2 separate regions of the Homo sapiens genome follow, and region 1 is linked to region 2. A link is an interaction called in ENCODE POLR2A ChIA-PET data of the cell type or tissue named here. Cell type or tissue: PC-3. All regions are shown on one strand.

Region 1 (5,000 bases), 380 kb before region 2:
TTTCTTCGTTCTCGTTTACAACATCGCCTGAGCTAAACAGCAAACTTCTGGTCCAGCCTCTGCATTTCGGCATGTGATTAATATACCTGGAAATGTGACAATCTGGTGAGCGGTCCAAGAGATGGCGACCAGCATCTGATGACTCCTCCATCTAAAGCAAGCTGGTTCAACCCGCGGTCCAGGATGGCTTTGAATGTGGCCCAACACAAATCTGTAAACTCTCTCAAAACATTAAGAGTTGTTTTCTTTTTCTTCTTCTTTTTTTTTTTTTTTTTTTTTTTTTTTAGCTCATCAAGCTATTGTTAGTGTTAGCGTATTTTATGTGTGGCCCAAGACAATTCTTCTTTCAATGTGGCCCAGGGAAACCAAAAGACTGGACATTCCTGATCTAAAGAGAGGCTCCCCCGTGCTCAGGTGGTTAGCCCCACTCTGAGTCAGCTCCTGCAGCCACAATGCTTGGAACCATGTGGGTGAATGGCCGGTAAGAGGGCTGAGCTACACTGGGGGCCTCTGTGCCCTCCCTCCCATGCATAGGCCAGTTTGGTTCAATAGCCCTCATTCTTCTGGGCCCAGCCAGTCAGTTTCCTTTTGAAATACTTAGAGATTTACAGGAAGCTGCAAAGGTAACACAGAGAGGTCCTGTGTCTCCTTCACCCAGGTTCTCCTGAGGGTTACATTTCGCGTAGCCGTAGCGTTGTATCGACGCTGGCAAGCTGACACTGGTGCAATTTGCCTGTAGAGTGCTGTCATTTTATCACATGGGTAGATGTGTATCGCTGCAACTGAGACCCAGAAGTGTTCCGTCGCCACTAAGATCTCCCTCAGCTACTGTATCGGCACACAACCTCCTCACATGCTCCCTCAACTCCCACAGCACTGACGGGTCCCAGGTTTCTAGCATTTTAGCATTATGAGAACGTTACATCAATGAAAGCACAGAGCATGCAACCTTCTGAGACTGGCTTTTGTCACTCGGCAAAATGCCCTTGAGATCTCTCCTGGCTGTCGTGCATCAATAGTTCATTCCTTTCTGCGGCCGAGTTTCACTCCACCACGAGGCTCTGAGCTAAGGCTTCCTGCCGACGGTGACCAAGGGCGCCCCCACGAGGTGTTACTGGGGAAAAGCTAGTGGGGCAAGGCAATGTCTCCTATCGCCCCATTAAACACCAAACCTGCCACAGCCACAGAAAGGCGCTCCTCACAGCTCTTCCCAGCTGCGTTTCACCTGGAAGAGCGAGCTTCTTTCTCTTCATTTTGAACGTTCTTTAACACACTGATTGACACCAAAAAGAGAGCAAGTAACGCCTAGATATGTCTGACCTGCCGACGGGAATTGGGTCTACCTCATGGCCAGCCAGATCACAGGTGAGAAGCTCACGCAATTCAGAACAATGTGGTTTGTGGTCTTCCTGGGTCAGCTGGGTAGGAAACCCTTCCATAGGGCCTGGGGACACTTTGGGAAAGATTATTTTCTGCTGAAATACTTTACAGATGAATTCTTAAGACACAAGTGTTAGAGGAACCTTATTGATGTTTACCTCGGGCATATTTTTCTCTGAAAAACAGAAGCCAGAGCTTTCTGCATTAGACATCCCTGCCTCACCCCCCGGGGTCTGCGTGTCTAGGGCTGTGAACCTGTCATAGCATCCTTCCTGCCTACAAAGGTAGGTTTTGGCACTTAAGCCAAACGTGACGGAACTCCATTAGGAAGGCTATTCTCACTAGCCACCTGCTTTGATTTGCAGTCTAGAGCACAGAGTAGCAAGTGTCTGGCATGGAGATGACACACAGATCACAGGCTGTAGGTGGAGTTGCCAGGGAAAGATGGAATGGGTACAGGGTTTCCCTTTGGGGTGAAGAACACTTTCTGGAGGACCTAGTACACGTGCTACCTGCATTGGGAGCCTTTTGTCTCTCGTATGCTCAGCACCTTCATCAACAGTGTCAATTAAAGCAACACCAGTAACAAATTTCACCGGCAACCCTGAGAGGTGTGTTTGGTGTGGGTCCCAAGCTGTGCAGGAGTGGCTCTCCCTCTCCAGGGCAGCAGAGCAGAAACAGCGTCCTCCCTGAGTCTCCCTCACTCTCTGAGCTGCCTGTATGAGGAGTCCCTGCTGAAGTACTGCATGGAATATAACAGACGTGGGTGCCTATGCATCTAACACAATCGTGCCTCGACGGGACCTTCGGTTCATGGTCTTGTTTCCTGCAGGGCCCATGTCCCCTGCCTGGAGCCCTCCCCAGGCGCCGATGGCTGTTCTGCCTTGGATGGTTGTTGCAGTTAGCCCTCCCATTCAGAACATCATTTAAGCACCCCAAGCTGCATGACAAGAAAGACACTCAGATCTCCTCCTGGACAATGCCCCAGGGACAGCTGATAGAATAGTTAACTTTCGTCCCACATATTTAGGGATTCCTTCAAGACGGATCAGACATTTGCCCTTAAGGGAAGTGGCACCTACCCACTTCTGTCCACTTTAAGCCAGTCTAAAGACTTCCAATAGTCTATTAGCTCTGCGGGTGGCCATCTGTCTTTGTTTTAAGAGGCCACGTCTAACATCAGGACTGAGTTACACAGAGGAGGGAGGTGGGAAAGAAAATGAAGAATCATTTTGGAAGACCGAGGTGGGCAGATCACTTGAGGTCAGGAGTTTGAGACCAGCCTGGCCAACATGGCGAAACCCCGTTTCTACTAAAAATACAAAAATTAGCTGGGCTTGGTGGTGCATGCCTGTAATCCCAGCTACTCGGGAGGCTGAGGCAGGAGAATCGCTTGAGCATGGGAGGCGGAGGCTGCAATGAGCTGAGATCGCACCACTGCACTCCAACCTGGGTGACAGAGTAAAACTCTGTCTCCAAACAAACAAACAAAAAAACCCAAAACGACCCACGAAGAATCAGGTGGGAATCTGGAAAATCGGAATCTCTACAGACTCCAGAGCCCTGGGTAACGCATGTGGCCTGGCCTGGCTCCAGTGCACAAAGGGATGTAGTTGGCTCCAGAGCAGCGGCCACACATCTGTGTAGGAAGGTGCTAACACCACAGGCCCGAGGCTGATCTCCCTACAGAGGCTTGCTTGCAAGGCCGGCCCTTGGCTAGCGACTGAGATTTTAGATTTCCGGAGAGTTCCCACCCTCCCCTAACAGACGCAAGCGGCTCACTCTGCTAACACTTGTTTGTGCAAACAGTGTGTTTATGCTGTGCCCCTGCTTTCCTTCTGGGGGTCTGCAGTTTTGGCTTGTACTAGGCACTGGGTGCTTACACGGCCAACCCCCAATAAAAACTCTGGGCACTGAGACTCTATGGAGCTTCCCTGGTATAAAACACTTCACAGGCATAGTTACAACTTATTCCTGGAAGAATTCAGCATGGCCTGTGAGAGTCCACTGGGAGAGGAGCCTTCGAAGCTCTGGATTTGGCCGTGTGCACCGTTTCCCTTTGCTAATGTTGCACTAAATTCTTGTGCTGTTAGAAATCTTAGCTGTGAGTATGTTGAGTCCTGGGGGTCCTCGCAGCAAACCACCAATCCTGGGAGTGGTTTCAGGGAGCCCCCAAAACAGCATCCCTTTAGAACAGCAAGAGAAAGGAGCCCGCACTGCTTCTGTGGCTGGCTCACTGCTGTGTTTCAGAGCTCTGAGCAGGTGGGTGCCGAGGTCATCTCTATCTTGCAAACCTTAAGAGCAATCAATGCTTGCCACAAAATGGGTCTCCTTCTGACCAATGAGGCCTCCTGGGCTCCATACTCGGCGCATTCAGTTACTTTAAGGGGCATCTCAGGATCTCATTCTGTCACCTAGGCTGGAATACAGTGGTGCAATCACAGCTCACTGCAACCTTGATTTCCTGGCTCAAGCAATCCTCCTGCCTCAGCTTCCTGGGTAGCTAAAACTAGAGGTGTGTACCACAACACCCGACTAATGTTTTATATTTTTTGTAGAAACGGGGTCTTGCTTTGTTGTCCAGGCTGGTCTAGAACCCCTGGGCTCAAGTGACCCTCCTGTCTCAGCCTTCCGAAGTGCTGGAATTACAGGCATCAGCCACAGTGCCCAGCCTAATTTTGGATTATTATTATTAGTAGTTTTTGAGACACGGTCTGGCTCTGTCGCCCAGGATGGAGTGCAGTAGCGCAATCTTGGCTCACCGCAAACTCCATCTCCTGGGCTCAAGCCATCCTCCTACCTCAACCTCCCAAGTGGCTGGGACTACAGGTGTGGACCACCACGCCTGGCTAGTTATCGTATTTTTTGTAGTGATGGGTTTTGCCATGTTGCCCAGGCTGGTCTTGAACTCCTGACCTCATGCAATCCACCTGCTTCGGCTTCCCAAAGTGCTGGGATTACAGGCGTAAGCCACTGGGCTCGACCTGAATTATTATTTTTGAATTACAAAAAAACAAACAACAACAACAACAACAAAAAACTCACCTGAATGAAAAGGAAACTGCTGTTTGGCTTCTCCTGTGTGGGCATCCCAAATTATTGTTGTCTGTGTTCCGCAAACAAAGGAAAAAGTTAGTAACTATTCTGGCAAAGTTTTCTCTGGAAACATTTATCATACAAGAAAAGACAGCCCTTCTCCTTATAAACCGGCACTGTCCAATAGAGATAGAGAGTGAGCCTTATGGGCTAGTTTCAATTTTCTGGGATCCACATTAAGAAGAAAGAAACTGGTAAAATTCATTAGCAATCTATTATATTTAACTCCAACATGCCCCCAAATATTACCATTTCAACATGTAATCAGTATCAAAACCTTACTGGGATATTTGCCTTCTTTTTCTCCCATACCACATCATTAAAGTACAGCATGTTTTAAACTCAGCAATCTGGACGGCCACATTTGATGAACCTATCAGCCACATATGCTGGCATCTCCCTTAACTCATTTATGCCTGAGGTTGCAACTTTTTGAATTTCTGCAATCAGACCTTGGCGATGACCCTGAGCAGCAGGATATAAATAACTCCCACATGCTCAGCATTCCGATAATGGAAACTAGG
Region 2 (5,000 bases):
ATACAATCTTAGTGACAAAATTAATGGAAAAGCAGCCATAGCATTGATGAAATTTAACTCCATCTGGCATATTGATTACACATGCCGGTTACTGCCTCTGTAGCTCATGGTTCCCTCCTGGTGACACTAGGAGTGTGATACAGGTTGTGGAATGAGCGAATTCCTGGGCCCATGCTAGTCTCCTGAACCAAGCTCTCTACGGGGTGGTACCCAGGAAACAAACAAACACCTTTGGTGATCATTCCGAGGTGTCTTTACAATTGGAAAACTCCTTATATGAGGTGGCACATTCCAAAATAAACTTGCAGTGAGTGTAATCAATTGTCGGAGACATTCTTGACTTATCCATTTTGTGTCCAGTGCAAAGAGTGTCGGGGATATTTATGTCTGATTCTAGGGAATGACTCAATGGAAAATGTGACCTTCTGCTTTCAACCTAAGTTTAGCTTCATGGCTTGGTAGTCTCAACCATATCACAATTTTGTCTTTAAAACTTTCTATAGTTGTTAAGACCAGGATTATGACTAAAGTTAACTCTGATGATCTGTTTTAGCTTAACTTTATTTCTAATCCCTCTTAGTAATATTAACTTCAAGTTCCTTAGCAAAATCCAAAGAAACACACAAAGAGCAATCAGGCTAAAATAAACCTTCTGGGCCAGGGGCGGTGGCTAACGCCTGTAATCCCAGCAATTTGGGAGGCCTGGCAGGTGGATCATTTGAGGTCAGGAGTTGGAGATTAGCCTGGGTAACATGGCAAAACCTCATCTCTACAAAAAAATAAAAAATTATCTGGGCATGGTGGTGCATGCCTGTAGTGCCAACTACTTGGTGGGGCTGAGGCAGGAGGATCACTTGAGCCTGGGAGGTCGAGGCTGCAGTGAGCCATGTTAGTGCCATCCGGCGTGACAAAGTGAGACCCTGTCTCAAACCAAAACAAAACAACTAAAAAAACCCTTCTGCTTTATTAGCATTTTTTAAAGAAATAAAATTCTGCACCCCTACCCTTAGTAGCATAAGGTTTATGAGGGGGGAAATGAATGATATATCAGTTTTGTTCTTACACAACTCTTCTTATATATGTTAGTGGTATCTATTCAAAGGGAAATATTACTTTCATGTTTAATATCATCTCTTATAAATTATTATTATTGTTATTATTTTTTTGAGACAGAGTCTCACTCTGTTGCCCAGGCTGGAGTGCAGTGGCGTGATCTCGGCTCACTGCAACCTCCGCCTGCCTGGTTCAAGCAATTCTCCTGCCTCAGCCTCCAGAGTAGCTGGGATTATAGGCACCACCACCACACCTGGCTAAGTTTTTGTATTTTTAGTGGAGATGGGGTTTCACCATGTTGGCCAGGCTGATCTTGAACTCCTGAGTTCAGGTGATCCACCTGCCTCGGACTCCCGAAGTGTTGGGATTACAGGCATGAGCCACCACGCCCTGCCTACCTCTTGTAAATTAAATTGGCTTAGAGTTGCTAAAGTATTTAGAGAGACTCTATTAGAACACAGATTTTCTTAAATATTTGTGTATGCATCTGTCTTCCCAACTGGACTCTCAGTTATTTAAGGGCGCATGTCTTATTTGTCTTCCGGGAGCCATGCCTAACATGACTGTTGCTCCTTAATATACATGCTCTGAGGGCTTGATATTTGTGTGGAGGAAGGCACATCGTGAAAAATTCCAGCTGATCGAGCTGCACATCAGCTACCTTTGATTTAAAAGTCTATTTCTTCTACTTAAAGATGAGGTGAACACCTTGATTCTTTATCTGTTCTTCAGCTTAAAAAATCCAGATGACAGAGGTTGATTGTGAATCTTGTATAAAACCTGCATTTCCGCGCGCACAGTAACACCCCTTTATCACTTTGCGTACGTCAACTTGGATGCTTGAATGCTGCCTGATGAGCTCTGATTTTGAACTCTCCTGCTTTCCCTTCGCCCTTCCCCGCCCCCTGCCCTTTCCTTCTTCTTCTTCTTCTTTTTTTTTTTTTTTTGGAGACGGAGTCTCGCTCTGTCGCCCAGGCTGGAGTGCAGTGGCCCTATCTCAGCACACTGCAAGCTCCGCCTCCCGGGTTCAAGCGATTCTCCCGCCTCAGCCTCCTGGGTAGCTGGGATTACAGGCACCCGCCATCATGCTCGGCTAATTTTTGTATTTTTGTAGAGACGAGGTTTCACCATGTTGGCCAGGCTGGTCTGGAACTCCCGACTTCAAGTGATCCACCCGCCTTGGCCTCCCAGAGTGCTGGAATTACAGGCGTGAGCCACCGTGCCAGGCCCCACTTTCCTTCTTGAGAGTATTCACTTTCTGGGTCCCAAAAGTTTGACTTTCCATTCAATTTGGATGGACTCATAGCCTTGGAGCTGCGTTGTTCGTGCCATTATTTGGAGTAAGGGAAGAAATGACTGGGTCTCCTTCACAATCTCTGTCCAATGAAGATTGCTATGCTGTAAAAGAGCAAACAATAAAGAACCAGAAGCACAAAATGATGACTCTTAAAGTCATCCCGCTAGGAAAAAACAATCAAACAAAAACCTAACGAAACTCAGTTTTGGAGTGGTGATGTGAACACAGCCTGCTGCAGATGCCTTTGTCAAGAACAGAGGTGGGTACTCGACTTCTTAGTGAGTTTACCAAGTGAGTCAATAAAATGTCTTCAAAAGCCAAGTTAAACACTCTTTGTTTAACTTTCGTAAATCTTCTGGCTCAGCCTTTGCACAGCGACCGTCAGGAAATCCCTCTCACAAACAAAACTTTAGTAGTGCCCCTTTATCTGCAGGGGGTACATTCTGAAACCCCCACTGGATGCCTGAAACCGCTGATAGCACTGGACCAGATTGCTGTCAGTCAGAACACATCCTTCTTATTATTTTTTAAATTAAAAACAATATGGGCCAGGGGCGGTGGCTCACGCCTGTAATCCCAGCACTTTGGGAGGCCAAGGTGGGCACATCATCTGAGGTCAGGAGTTCAAGACCAACCTGAATAACATGGTGAAACCCTGTCTCTACTAAAAATACCAAAAATTAGCCAGGCGTGGTGGCAGGCACCTGGAATCCCATCTACTTAGGAGGCTGAGGCAGGAGAATCGCTTGAACTGGGAGGCAGAGGTTGCAGTCAGCCAAGATCGCACCACTACACTCCAGCCTGGGTGACAGAGTGAGACTCCATCTCAAAAAAAAATTTTTTTTTAATATATATGTATTTCAGATGGGGAGTCTCAGTATGTTACTCAGGCTGGTCTCAAAATCCTGGGCTTGGGCTATCCTCCTGCCTTGGCCTCCCAAAGTGCTGGGATTAAAGGCATGATCCACCACACCTGGGCTGTAACACATTTTTGTTCAGGTCTTCCACCCACAAATTTAATGCCTTTTGCATCTTAACTAAGCACTTATCACACACTGTGGCCACAACCTTTGCAGTTTGAGATGTGACAGCAAAACTGGCATGAATTTCTTCTTCCTTCTTCACAATTTTACCAATGGAAGGTTTGCTCTTACTGTAGATCTTAGCAAGTCTGGCATAAGATTTTTTTTCCTTTTCTTATGAAGCTGAGAACTTTTACCATTTCACTTAAAGGGGGCACATTATGGCTTCTCTTATGCTGTCCATAGCCAAATGGACAACATCACTCCTCTTGTGCTTTGGGGTCATTATTAGGTAAAATAAGCACCGTGACACCGAGACAGTTGGTCGGATCACCAACTAGACAAAGGGGAGATTCACATCCCAGGCAAGATGGAGCAGGGTAGTGAGAGATTTCATCACATTGCTCAGAATGGCAGGCAATTTACAACTTAGGGATTGTTTATTTCTGGAACTTTACATGGAGTATTTTTGGGCTGTGGTTGATTTCAGGTAACTGAAAACTCGGAAGGCAAAACAGCAGATAAGGGGGGAGTACTGTACCTCTGTTGTCTTTTTATTATTTATTTATGTATTTATTTTTTAGAGACACAGTCTTGCTCTGTTGCCCAGGCTGGAGTGCAATGGTGTGATCATGGATCACTGGATCCTGGAATTCCTGACCTCAAGTGATCTTCCTGCCTTAACCTCCCAAAGTTATGGGATTACAGGCGTGAACCACTGCACTCAGCCCCTGTTTTCTTGATGACATTTCACTTCAGGTTAAGTTGAAGGAATTACAGTTTTCTCCCCTACAGCATTTATTTTTCCTTTGTCTTCCTTTATTCTGTTTATTTATTGAGGTTTAATTAACTATAGTAAAATTCATATATTTTAAGTTCAGGGCTCCTCAGGCTGCGTGCAATTCAGGGGTCCCATTCAGCCTATTGACTTTTTTTTTTAATAAGTTTTCTGGTAATATAGCCATTTCTATTCATTTACGTATTGCGTATGGCTGCTTTGCTTGCTGTTGCAAGTGCAAGCTGGAGTAATTGCAACAGTCTTGGCCCTCAATCTCGAAAATATTTATTATCTAGACCTTTACATAAGGTCTCTAGACTTTGCTGAAGTTCTATGAATTTTGACCAATTCAAACAGTCATGGAGTTACTACCATAATGGAGACATAAAAAATTTCCATTGTCCTTAAAAAATTGAGGGAGCCACAATTTGAGATAAGAAATGATTTTAGAAAAGTAACATTTTGCTCAATGTTAACACTGACTTTAGGTTTTTGACATTTGCAATCATTACGTATACGCGGCAGATTGTACGTTTGGCGTTCACATTTTCTGCAGAGGTTTCCCACTACTCTGCTCGACAGAACCCCGATTCCCTGCTGGGGAATTCATTCTCTCCCATTTTTGTACCTGACATGTGAATTAGCTGGATCCCAGCCAAAGCCTCTTCCATCCCTGCTGGTCCCGTTCATGCATCCAGAGACCGACACCTGCCGCAAAGGCAAGGAGAAAGGAAGGCCTTATTCGTTCCTGGGTGCTGCCAGAAAAGACTCCTGTCTGTTGGCCCAGAGGCAGAAAGCAGCCGGAATGGCTTGCACTCATCGGGGGCCTACGAGGGAGACCCCACCTGGA

The links. Peaks named below come from ENCODE experiments on the same cell type or tissue, not always from the same donor. Only the 100,000 strongest peaks of a DNase experiment are listed, where the experiment ranks them.
Region 1: POLR2A ChIA-PET joins it to region 2 with 5 read pairs; 3 of 35 experiments call an interaction of 5 or more read pairs at or near these places.

What each region holds. Positions count from the first base shown.
Region 1 is chrX:9,696,855-9,701,854 of GRCh38, reverse strand. TBL1X (transducin beta like 1 X-linked) reads right to left here. Exons shown (of 18, transcript NM_005647.4): 12 at 4,426-4,486. Among named protein-coding and RNA genes, the nearest start is that of GPR143, 66 kb to the left of the region's middle. In PC-3, no CTCF peak of the experiment used is centred here; no DNase peak of the experiment used is centred here.
Region 2 is chrX:9,318,777-9,323,776 of GRCh38, reverse strand. No RefSeq gene overlaps it. Among named protein-coding and RNA genes, the nearest start is that of TBL1X, 140 kb to the left of the region's middle. In PC-3, no CTCF peak of the experiment used is centred here; a DNase peak (open chromatin) is centred at 2,526; H3K4me3 peaks cover 394 bases; H3K27ac peaks cover 1,512 bases.